Linked DNA regions of Homo sapiens: region 2 is linked to region 1. A link is an interaction called in ENCODE POLR2A ChIA-PET data of the cell type or tissue named here. Cell type or tissue: PC-9. All regions are shown on one strand. Links, peaks and the distances in the headings refer to the core of each region. The heading gives the core; the rest is flanking DNA.

Evidence for each region. Peaks named below come from ENCODE experiments on the same cell type or tissue, not always from the same donor. Only the 100,000 strongest peaks of a DNase experiment are listed, where the experiment ranks them.
Region 2: POLR2A ChIA-PET joins it to region 1 with 6 read pairs; 3 of 35 experiments call an interaction of 5 or more read pairs at or near these places.

The regions. Positions count from the first base shown.
Region 1 is chr2:96,490,772-96,496,159 of GRCh38, forward strand. No RefSeq gene overlaps it. Among named protein-coding and RNA genes, the nearest start is that of NEURL3, 12 kb to the right of the region's middle. RefSeq lists an enhancer at 2,205-2,864. In PC-9, for the core only: no CTCF peak of the experiment used is centred there; a DNase peak (open chromatin) is centred at 2,520; H3K4me3 peaks cover 700 bases; H3K27ac peaks cover 1,916 bases.
Region 2 is chr2:96,196,467-96,201,854 of GRCh38, forward strand. The region is part of intron 1 of STARD7 (StAR related lipid transfer domain containing 7); the gene reads right to left. Among named protein-coding and RNA genes, the nearest start is that of STARD7-AS1, 9.3 kb to the right of the region's middle. In PC-9, for the core only: no CTCF peak of the experiment used is centred there; no DNase peak of the experiment used is centred there; H3K27ac peaks cover 560 bases.

The DNA.
Region 1 (5,388 bases), core at 151-5,150:
CCTAGGCAACATATTGAGACTCAGTCTCTACAAATAAAAATAAAAAATAAAACAAAATAAGAAGCCAGGCATGGTAGCACATGCCTGGAGTACCAGCTGCTTGGGAGGCTGAGGCAAGAGGATAGCTGGAGCCCAGGAATTTGAGGCTGCAGTGAGCTACGATTGTGCCAGCCTGGATGACAGGGCTAGACTATATACATTTTTAAAAATCCTTTTATCCAATTTCCTGACTTTTGTTGGGATGCAGGAATTGAAGTTCTATTATTTTCACATGATTTGGAATTTATATATTTTATTTGTAGTTCTACATTTTGTTTGTATGTTCTTTACCATACAAATTAAACTTATTTTTTTCTCATTTATATTGTTAAAAATAACTTCTTCCTAGCCAGGTGTGGTAGCTCACACCTGTAATCCCAGCACTTTGGGAGGCCAAGGCGGGCAAATCACCTGAGGTCAAGAGTTCAAGACCAGCCTGGCCAACATGGTGAAACCTTGTCTACTAAAGATACAAAAATTAGCCAGGCATGGTGGCAGGCACCTATAATCCTAGCTACTCGGGAGGCTGAGGCAGGAGAATTGCTTGAACCCAGGAGGCAGAGGTTGCAGTGAGCCAAGATCATAATGTTACACTCCAGCCTGGGCAACAAGAGCAAGACTCTGTCTCAAAAAAACTAAAAAAATTTTAAAAACCCTCTTCTTGATAAGAAAAGAACCTTAGCATGCTTTTTATTTTTGCCATTCCACCCATGTTGATATCATCTGTGGTTTTCATTTCAAATTATTATTAATTTTTTACAATTAACATTTACTTAGATTCAACTTTTTTTGCTTTTAATGGTTACAATCATACTAATTTTTCTTGTTTTTTCTTTTTTCTGAAGTGATTCTTCTAATAATTTGCCTATAAAGTATCTGTTAAATGATAAACTTTGAGTCTTTTTATATCTGAATATTTCTTCATTTTACGCTCACCTTTGAATGAGAGAGTCGCTGTCTGCAGAATTTTAGATTTCAAAATTATTTCCTCATCAAAATGGGGACTTAAGATCTGTGCATAGGCCAGGCACAGTGGCTCATGCCTATAATCTCAGTACTTTGGGAAACCAACACAAGTGGATCACTTGGGCCCAGGAGTTCAAGACCAGCCTGGGCAATATTGCAAGATCTCATCTGTACTAAATATTAAAAAATTAGTCAGGTGTGGCAGCATGTGCCTGTAGTCCCAGCTTACTCTGAAGGCTGAGGTGGGAGGATCACCTGAGGCCAGGGAGGCGGAGGCTGCAGTGAGCCATGATTGTGCCACTGCACTCCAGCCTGGATGACAGAGTGAGACCTTGTCTCAAAAAGAAAAAAAAAAGATATGTGCATATTATTATAGTAAATATGCTTCAATTAAAGAAAATCCCCCTGAACTTTGAAGATATTGTTCTATTGTCATTCTGTACCAAGTATTGCTGAGAAAAAGCCTACTGATAATGTGATTCTAATACTTTTGTGTGTGATCTGTTTTGGGGTGTTTTTTTTTTCTTCTTGGGTTTTCTGTTTATCCCTGGTACTCTGAAATGTCACCAGTATGTGTCAAAATGAAAGTCTTTTCTTCACTTATTCTGTTTGGCAACTGGGGGGCTTTTTCAATCTGAAAAGCTATGTCTTTCTTCAATTCTGAGAAATTGTTCTTTTATTTTTATTTCTGGTAGAGATGGGAGTCTTATATGTTGGCCAGGCTGGTCTTGAACTCCTGGCCACAAGCGATCCTCCCACCTTGGCCTCCCAAAGTGCTGGGATTATAGGCATGAGCCACCATGCCCAGCTCTAATCTTTCTTTGAGTTTCTCTTTTGTCCATTTTCTCTATTTTTTTCTTCTGGAATTCACATTGGATGGTTATTTGAACTTCATCTATTCTGTTTATTCTCTTTTTATATATTTCATCTCTTGTTAATTTTGGAATGCATTCTGGTTGATTCCAGATCATTAATACATTTTTCAGCTACATACTTTCTGCTACTCACTCTATCAAATAAGTTATTTTAAATTTTAATAGTCAAGCTTCTAATTCCAAAGGTATCTAGATTTTTCAATGCAATATCCTTTCATATGTGATTATAGTTATCCTAAAGCCCAGGTTTGTATGCTTTATTAACCCTATTTTTTCAGGTATGAACTCCTTTTGCTGTCAGTCCTTTCCATCATGATATTCACTTTTTTCAAATATTTGGCTTTTCTTGGCTGTGAGTTCACCTTTGGATCTGAAATTCCTTGTTAGCCTAAGTGGCCTGCTTGCAGACAGGTGCAGGACATGCAGCTATGACTTGGTGTACCTGTGTAAAGTGGAATGAAGGGATGGGATGTGCTGCTGGGCAGCATGAGCCAATGGTGAAACTTCCAGATGTGGAAGCTTCCTGCTATCCTTGGGAGCTGTTAATCTCTGGGGCTTTGTCTTGCCTCACACCCAATTGTTCACCTCTCACTGATCCTGCCCATGGGAAGACACCTCTGTGACTCACTGTGTGGCCTGAGGTGAACATTCCTGGCTGTCTATTCTGTGAGCCTCTACCAGTCACGGTCAGTCGATCATGGACCACCTGCGGTTCCCAGTTCACAAGTCCTGAGTTTGAAGCATTCCTAGAGCTGCTCTCACCTTTTGCGGCAGTCCTCTCCTCTGGCACGGTTTCCATATTTAATCTGATCCCACCTGTTTTCCACCTTTTATTGTGGTTTTAGTTCACCAGATTTTCCCTATATTGTTTTATAGGGAAGAAATATATTTGTTTAAATCATTCTGAGCAATGTATAGAGACTTGGAATAAAAGGAAACAACTACATGTGCTCAGTCTATCATCTTGAAATGGAAGTTGAAAAGCTCTTAGTATAGGCTTTTTTTTTTTTTGACAGAGTCTCACTCTGTCGCCCAGGCTGGAGTGCAGTGGCATGATCTTGGCTCACTGCAACCTCTGCCTCTCAGGTTCAAGCGAGTCTTCTGCCTCAGCTTCCTGAGTAGCTGGGACTACAGGCGTGCGCCACCACGCCTGGCTAATTTTTGTATTTTTAGTAGAGACAGGGTTTCACCATATTGGCCAAGCTGGTCTCACACTCCTGACCTTGTGATCTGCCTGCCTCAGCCTCCCAAAGTGCTGGGATTACAGGCGTCAGCCACCGCACCCAGCCAGTATAAGCTATTCTAACACTTACCACATTGAATATAATTATTTATTCCCCAGTATTGCTCCCAAGGACATAGGCAAGTCTGTGCTCATACTAAGATGGCTTCTAGAGTCAGATGTTTCAATATTCTTGGAATTAATTTGATGAATGAAGAAATGATTGCATCAGTGTGGTTATAACAAGGATCTAATTCTTATCCCATCATTTATAAGATGATTCCTTCTACCTGCCCCTCAGTTTTCCTATCTATAAAATTAGAGAAATGTTAGAGATCATTCCTTTCATTTCAGTCTTAAAGAAATATGGGAAAGAAATATGGGAATATTTCTTGTAGAGCACATGTACTGGTAATGAATTTTCTGTTCTTGTTTATCTGGGAATATCTTAATTTCTTCTTCACTTTTGAAGGACAGTTTTGCTGGATACAGAATTTTTGGTTCACAGTCCTTTTCCTCCAGTACTTACATCATTCCACTGTCTTCTGGTCCCCATGATTTCTGATGAGAAGTTAGTTGTTATTGAGGATAACTTGTATGCAATTAAGTGGTTTTTTTTTTTTTGAGGCTTTAAAGATTCCATTGTCTTTGGTTTTTGACAATTTGACTACGATATACCTTGGTGTGGATCTCTTTCAGTTTATCCTTCTTAGGGTGGAGGCAGAGTAGCACATTAGAGTGAGGACCAGCCTTTAAGTAATCCAACTTGGAGTTCATTGAGCTTCTTGGATGTATAGATTAATATTTTCAGAAAATTGGCCAGGCGTGGTGGCTCACGCCTGTAATTCCAACACTTTGGGAGGCTGAGGTAGGTGAATTACCTGAGGTCAGGAGTTCAAGACCAGGTGGGCCAACATGGTAAAACCCTGTCTCTACTAAAAATACAAAAATTAGCTGGGCCTCGTGGTGCACACCTGTAATCCCAGCTACTTGGGAGGCTGAGGCAGGAGAATTGCTTGAACCCGGGAGGCAGAGGATGCAGTAAGCTGAGCTCTCACCACCGCACTCCCACTTGGGTGACAGAGTGAGATTCTGTCTCAAATATGTACATATAGATATATATATAGATTTTTTTTCCCCTAGAAAATTTGAAAACTCTTTGGACTTTACTTATACAATTTCTTTCTTCCCCCTTATCTTCCTGTTCTCTTTCTGGTACTCCCTTTACATGTATGTTGGTGCATTTGACTGTGTCTCATAGGTCTCTGGGGCTTGTTCATTCTTCTTTTTTTCCTTCTATACCTCAGACTAAATCATAATCATCTCTATTAACCTGTCTTCAAGTTCATTGATCCTTTCTCCTGCCAGCCTAAATCTGCTATTGGACCCCGCTGGTATTAGTGAATTTTTCTTCAAGTATTGTACTTTCCAACTCCAGAATTTCTATTTGGTTGGTTTTTTATCTTTCTGATAGATTGATATTCTGTATTTGGTGAGACATGATTGACATACTTAAAAAAATTTTTTTAGACATGGCTTCCTTTAGCTCACGGAACATATTCATAACAGCTGATTTAAAGGTTTTGTCTAGTAAATCTAACATCAAGGCTGTCTCAGGGACAGTTTCTAGTGACTGATTTTTTCCTGTGCATAGGCAATACTTTCTTATTTCTTTGCAGATCTCATAATTTTTCTTTAAAAACTAGAGCTCTTTAGGTAATATAATTTGGAAGCCCTGATAATCAGACACTCACTCTTCCAGGGCTTGTTGTCGTTGCCAGTTTGTTGCTGCTGTTTCTGTGGGGCTTTTGTTGTTGTTGTTTTTCTGTTGTTTTTTGCTCACTTTCCTGGACTAATTCCGTAAAGTCTACACTCCTCGTAATGTGTAGCCAACTGAAGTCTCTGCCCAGTTAGATTAGTGGTCAGCTAATGATCAGACAGAGATTTCCTTAAATGCCTTGAGCTAGTAAATCTTCCACCTTTTGACAAGGAGCTCTGTTTGTGGGTTGGGGCACACCTTCAATGCTCAGGAAGTTTCTAACTCTGCCTTACCCTTCGCTTCCTACTTTCACAGGGCCTCAAGGTCAGCCAAAGTGAGAGATTGGGGTCCTCTTAGTCTTTCCTGAGTGTGTACACAGTCTTGTAGATACCCAGGAGTATATCATAACTTTTCAAAGTTCTCTACGGACGTCTCGTTTCACAGATCTTCCTTTTAAATCTCTGGCCAGGCTCTTGTTTGCCTCAGCTAGTATCACAGACTTAGGCAGCTGTAATGTTAAACAATTG
Region 2 (5,388 bases), core at 241-5,240, 290 kb before region 1:
TGTTTGTTTTTTTGAAACAGAGTCTCACTCTGTCACCCAGGCTAGAATAGAGTGCCATGATCTGGGCTCACTGCAACTTCCGCCTCCTGGGTTCAAGTATTTCTCCTGCCTCAGCCTCCCCAGTAGCTGGGACTACAGGCACGCGCTATCATGCCCGGCTGATTTTTTGTATTTTTAGCAGAGACAGGGTTTCACCGTGTTACCCAGGACGGTCTCAATCTCCTGACCTCATGATCTGCCCGCCTCGGCCTCCCAAAGTTCTGGGATTACAGGCGTAAACCACCGTGCCCAGCTACACTGTCTCTTAAAAAATAAAATAGGCTAGGCGCAGTGGCTCACGCCTGTAATCCCAATACTTTGGGAGGCTGAGGCAGGCGATCACCTGAGGTCAGGAGTTTGAGACCAGCCTAACCAACGTGGAGAAACCCTGTCTCTACTAAAAATACAAAATTAGCTGGGCACGGTGGCACATACCTGTAATCCCAGCTACTCGGGAGACTGAGGCAAGAGAATCGCTTGAACACGGGAGGCGGAGGTTGCAGGGAGCCAAGATCGTGCCATTGCACTCTAGCCTGGGCAACAAGAGCGAAACTCCGTCTCAAAATAAAATAAAATAAAATAAAATAAAATAAAATAAAATAAAATAAAATAAAATAAAGCCAAGCACAACGGCTCACGCCTGTAATCCCAGACTTTGGGAGGCCGAGGTGGGCGGATCACCTGAGGTCAGGAGTTCGAGACCGGCCTGGGAAACATGGTGAAACTCCATCTCTACTAAAAATACAAAAATTAGCTGGGCATGGTGGTGGACGCCTGTAATCCCAGCTACTCGGGAGGCTGAGGCAGAAGAATCACTTGAACCCAGGAGGCTGAGGGTGCAGTGAGCCAAGATCGCACCATTGCACTCCAGCCTGGGCAACAGAGTGAGACTCCATCTCTAAAATAAATAAAAAATAAAATAAAATAAAGTGTTTGTTATCTGGCACGTAAGTAGCCCTCAAATGTTAACTATGAAGGTTTATGGTTTTAAAATGTCAATTGATATCTTTTGTCCGTTTTTTATTGGGTTGTCTTATTATAAGTATGTATGTATTTTTCCCCTTTGTTTTTAAATTGATAAATTCACATACCATAAGATTCATTCTTTTACAGTGTACAATTCTGTACTTGTTAGTATATTCACAAGGTTGTGCAACCATCACCCCTAATTCCAGAACATTTTTATCACCCCCAAAAGAAACCTCTATCTATCATTAGTCACTTCCCATTCCTGCCTCCTCCCAGTCCTAGGCAGCCACTAATCTACTTTCTGTCTCTATGGAGTTGCCAATTCTGGACATTTCAAGTAAATGGAATCATATGATATGTAGCTTTTGTGTTGAGCTTCTTTCACTTAGCATACTTTCAAGTTCAACCATGCTGTACTTTATTCCTTTTTATAGCTGAATAATATTCCATTGTATGGATAGATCGCATTTTGTTTATCCATTCATCAAATAAAATTTGTTTCCACTATTTTATTATAGTGCTATTATAATAGCACTATATTATATTACTGCTATTATAATACTGCTGGCCGGACGTAGTGACTCATGCCTATAATCCTAGCACTTCGGGAGGCCAAGGTGGGTGGATCACTCTGAGGTTGAGTTCGAGACCCAGCCTGGCCAACATGGCAAAACCCCATTTCTACTAAAAATACAAAAATTAGCCAGGTGTGATGGCAGGAGCCTGGAATCCCAACTACTTGGGAGGCTGAGACAGGAGAATTGCTTGAACCCAGGAGGTGGAGGTTGCAGTGAGCCAAGATTGCACCACTTCACTCCAGCCTGGGCGAAAAGACAAAACTGTCTCAAAAAAAAAAAAAAGAATACTGCTATGGACATTTGTGTACAAATCTTCATATAGACATGTTTTCAATTCTCTTGGGTAGATTCCTAGGAGCAGATTTGATGGATCATGGTAACTATGCTTAACTTTTTAAGCAACTGCCAAAATGTTTTCCAAACAATTACACTATTTTATATTCACATCAGCAATGTTTGAGGATTCTAACTGCTCCACATCCTTGGTTCCAATTGCCCCACTTGTTATTGTCCATCTTTGTTATTCCAGCCAACTTAGTGGGTGTGAAATGGTATCTCATTGCGTCTTGACTGGTATTTCCCTAACCTTTTCATGTGCTTATACTAGTCTTGATAGTATCCTTTCATGCATAAAAGTTTTTAATTTTGATGTTTATTTTTTCTTTGATTGCTTGTTTTTGGTGTTATAGCCAAGAAACCACTGCCTAATCCAAGGTCATAAGAACTTATGCCTATATTTTCTTCTAAGAGTTTTAGAATTTTAGCTTACATTAGGTCTTTACCCCATTTCAAGTTAATGTTTGTGTATGATAATGAGGTAGGAGTCTAAACTCATTCTTTTGCATCTGCTTCTCCAGGTGACCCAGTGTCATTTGTCGAAAAGCCTATTCCTTCCCCAGTGAACTATCCTGGCATCCTTGTTGAAAACTGACCAAAAATGTAAAGGTTTATTTCTAGACTCTCAATTTTATTCTAACAATCTAGATGTCTATCCTTATGCCAGTACCACAATGTCATTACTGTAGCTTTGTAATAAGTTTTGAAATTGGGAACAGTGAGTCCTCCAAACTTTGTTCTCTTTTTTCAAGACTGTTTTTGCTATTCTGAGTTCCTTTCATTTCCATATGACTATCAGAAGTGGCTTGCCAATTTCTGCAGAACTGCCTAGGATTTTGATAAAGACTACACTGAATTTGTAGATCACTTTAAGTGGTATTGCCATCTTAGCAATATTAAGTGTTCTAATCTAATCCATGAACACGGGATGTCTTTCACTTATGTCTTTTTAAATTTCTTCCAATGATGTTTTGTTGTTTTTAGTGTTACAGTTTTAGTTGTACACTTGTTAATTTATTCGTATGTATTTATTCCTTTTATGCTACTGTAAATGAAATTGTTAATTTTATTTTCAGATTCATTGTTAGTGTACATAAACATGACTTCCGTGTATTGATCTTGTATCCTGCAAACTTGATGAACTCATTTATCAGCTCTAATTGCTTTCTGTAGATTCCTTACTATTTTCTAAATATAAGATCATGTCAGCTGCAAATAGAGATAGTTTTATTTCTTCTTTCCAATCTAAATGACTTTCATTTCCTTATGTTGCCTGATTTCATTGGTTATGACCTCCAGTACAATGTTGAACAGAAATGGTGAGAGCAGAATCCTCATCTTGTTCCTGATCTTAGGAGAAAAGCACTAAGTCTTTTGCCATTAACTACACTGTTAGCTATGTTTTTTGTAGATGCCTTTTATCAGCTGCAAGAAATTTCCTTCTATTCCCAGTCTGCTGAGTGTTTTCTTTTTTAATCACAAAAGGAGGCTGGAATTTGTCAAATACTTTTTGTGTTTATTCAGATGATCACGCAGTTTTTGTCCTTTTTTCTATTAATATGGTGTAATAAATTGATTTTTGTATGAAGAACCGACCTTGCCGTTCCTTAAATAAATCCTACTTTTCATGGCATATAATCCATTTCATATATTGCTGAGTTCAGTTTGTTAGTATTTTGTTCAGGACTGCGAAAAGTTGTGTGGTTTTTTTTTGTTTGTTCTGAGCCCAGGCTAGAGTGCAGTGGCATAATCACAGCTCACTACAGCCTTAACTCCCCAAGCTCAGGTGATTCTCCCACTTCAGCTTCCCAAGTAGCTGGGACTACAGACAAGCACCACCACATGCAGCTAATTTGTTTTCTGTATTTTTAGTAGAGATGGGGTTGCACCATGTTGCCCAGGCTGGTGTTGAACTCCTGGCCTCAAGTGATCCACTAGCCTGGGCCTCCCAAAGTGCTGGGATTCCAGGCGGGACTCACCGGCTGCAAAAAGTTTTAAAACATGAAAAACACCACCATATATTGTACTATGTATCACTATGTATCATTCAGGGGTATATACATATGTATAAAAACATAGGGAATTATATACAACAAATTGGGATAATGGTGACATCTTGGGGAAAAATAAGAATACAACTGGAAAAAGGTACAGAGGAACCCTAAGTATACTTGTAATATCTTATTTCTTAACATAGCTGTACTTGCAACGCTCGTGTTATTATTTAAACCTTTTTTATATATCTGAAACATTTTATAATAATAATTTTTTAAAACTTGGCTTGTATTTTTCCCATAACCTCTTCTTTTTTGAGACAAAGTCTCACTATGTCGCCGAAACTGGCCTCAAATTCCTGGGCTTAAGAGATCCTTTCACTTCAGCCTCCCAAGTAGCTGGCACAATAGGCGTGTGCTACCATACCCAGCTTCTCCGTGCCCTCCACCTCACCCTACCCCCTGCAACATTTAAAGAAAGGTTACAGATAAGAAACAAAAATTGCTGGCTGGCTGTCTTATACACTCTATTGCAATTCAAGACTGAAGAAGACCCAAATTACTGCTACACTGTCTGAAATGCCTTTTCACCCTTCAAGCTTCAAAAAACCACAAAGGTAACTGCTAGGCAGAGTTAACCATACACACTGATTTTTATTCCTTTACACAGGCATATTACACTATAATTAATCTATCTTTATATCTGCTTTCCTTACTAAACTATAAATTCCTTAATAGCCCAGAATCAGTCTTTTTCATATTTGTAGTTCCAGCTCCTAGCATGTCCTGGTAAACATTACATGTCCTGGTAAACATTACATACATTACATGAATAAATTTAGTAAATCAAGAAATAATAAAATGAAAATAGGCCTCAGTAATCCAAATTTTTATTAAAAGATTGCATTAAGGCCTGGGGCAGTGGTTCACGCCTATAATCCTCAGCATTTTGGGAGGCTAAGGTGAGCAGATCACTTGAGCCCAGGACTTCAAGACCAGCCTGGGCAACATGCAAAACTCCACCTCTAAAAAAAAAAAAAAAAAATTACACAACAAATAGCTGGGCGTAGTGGCATGCAGCTGTAGTCCCAGCTACTGAGGAGGCAGAGGTGGGAGAATCACCTGAGCCCTGGAGGTCGGGACTGTAGCGAGCCAAAATCATGCCACTGCACTCCAGCCTGGCAACAGAGTAAGACTCTTAAAAAAAAAAAAAAATTGGCCAGGTGCAACGGCTCACACCTGTAATCCCAGCACTACAAAAAAAAATTAGCCAGGCATGGTGGCCTGCGCCTGTAATCCCAGCTACTCAGCAGGCTGAGGCACAAGAATCTGTTGAACCCAGGAGATGGAGGTTGCAGTGAGTTGAGATCGTGCCACTGCACTCCAGCCTGGGTGAGAGTGAAACTGTCTCAAAAATATATATATATTGCATTAATATATTGCTGCAAAAGCCAAAAATTCAAAGGTATAGT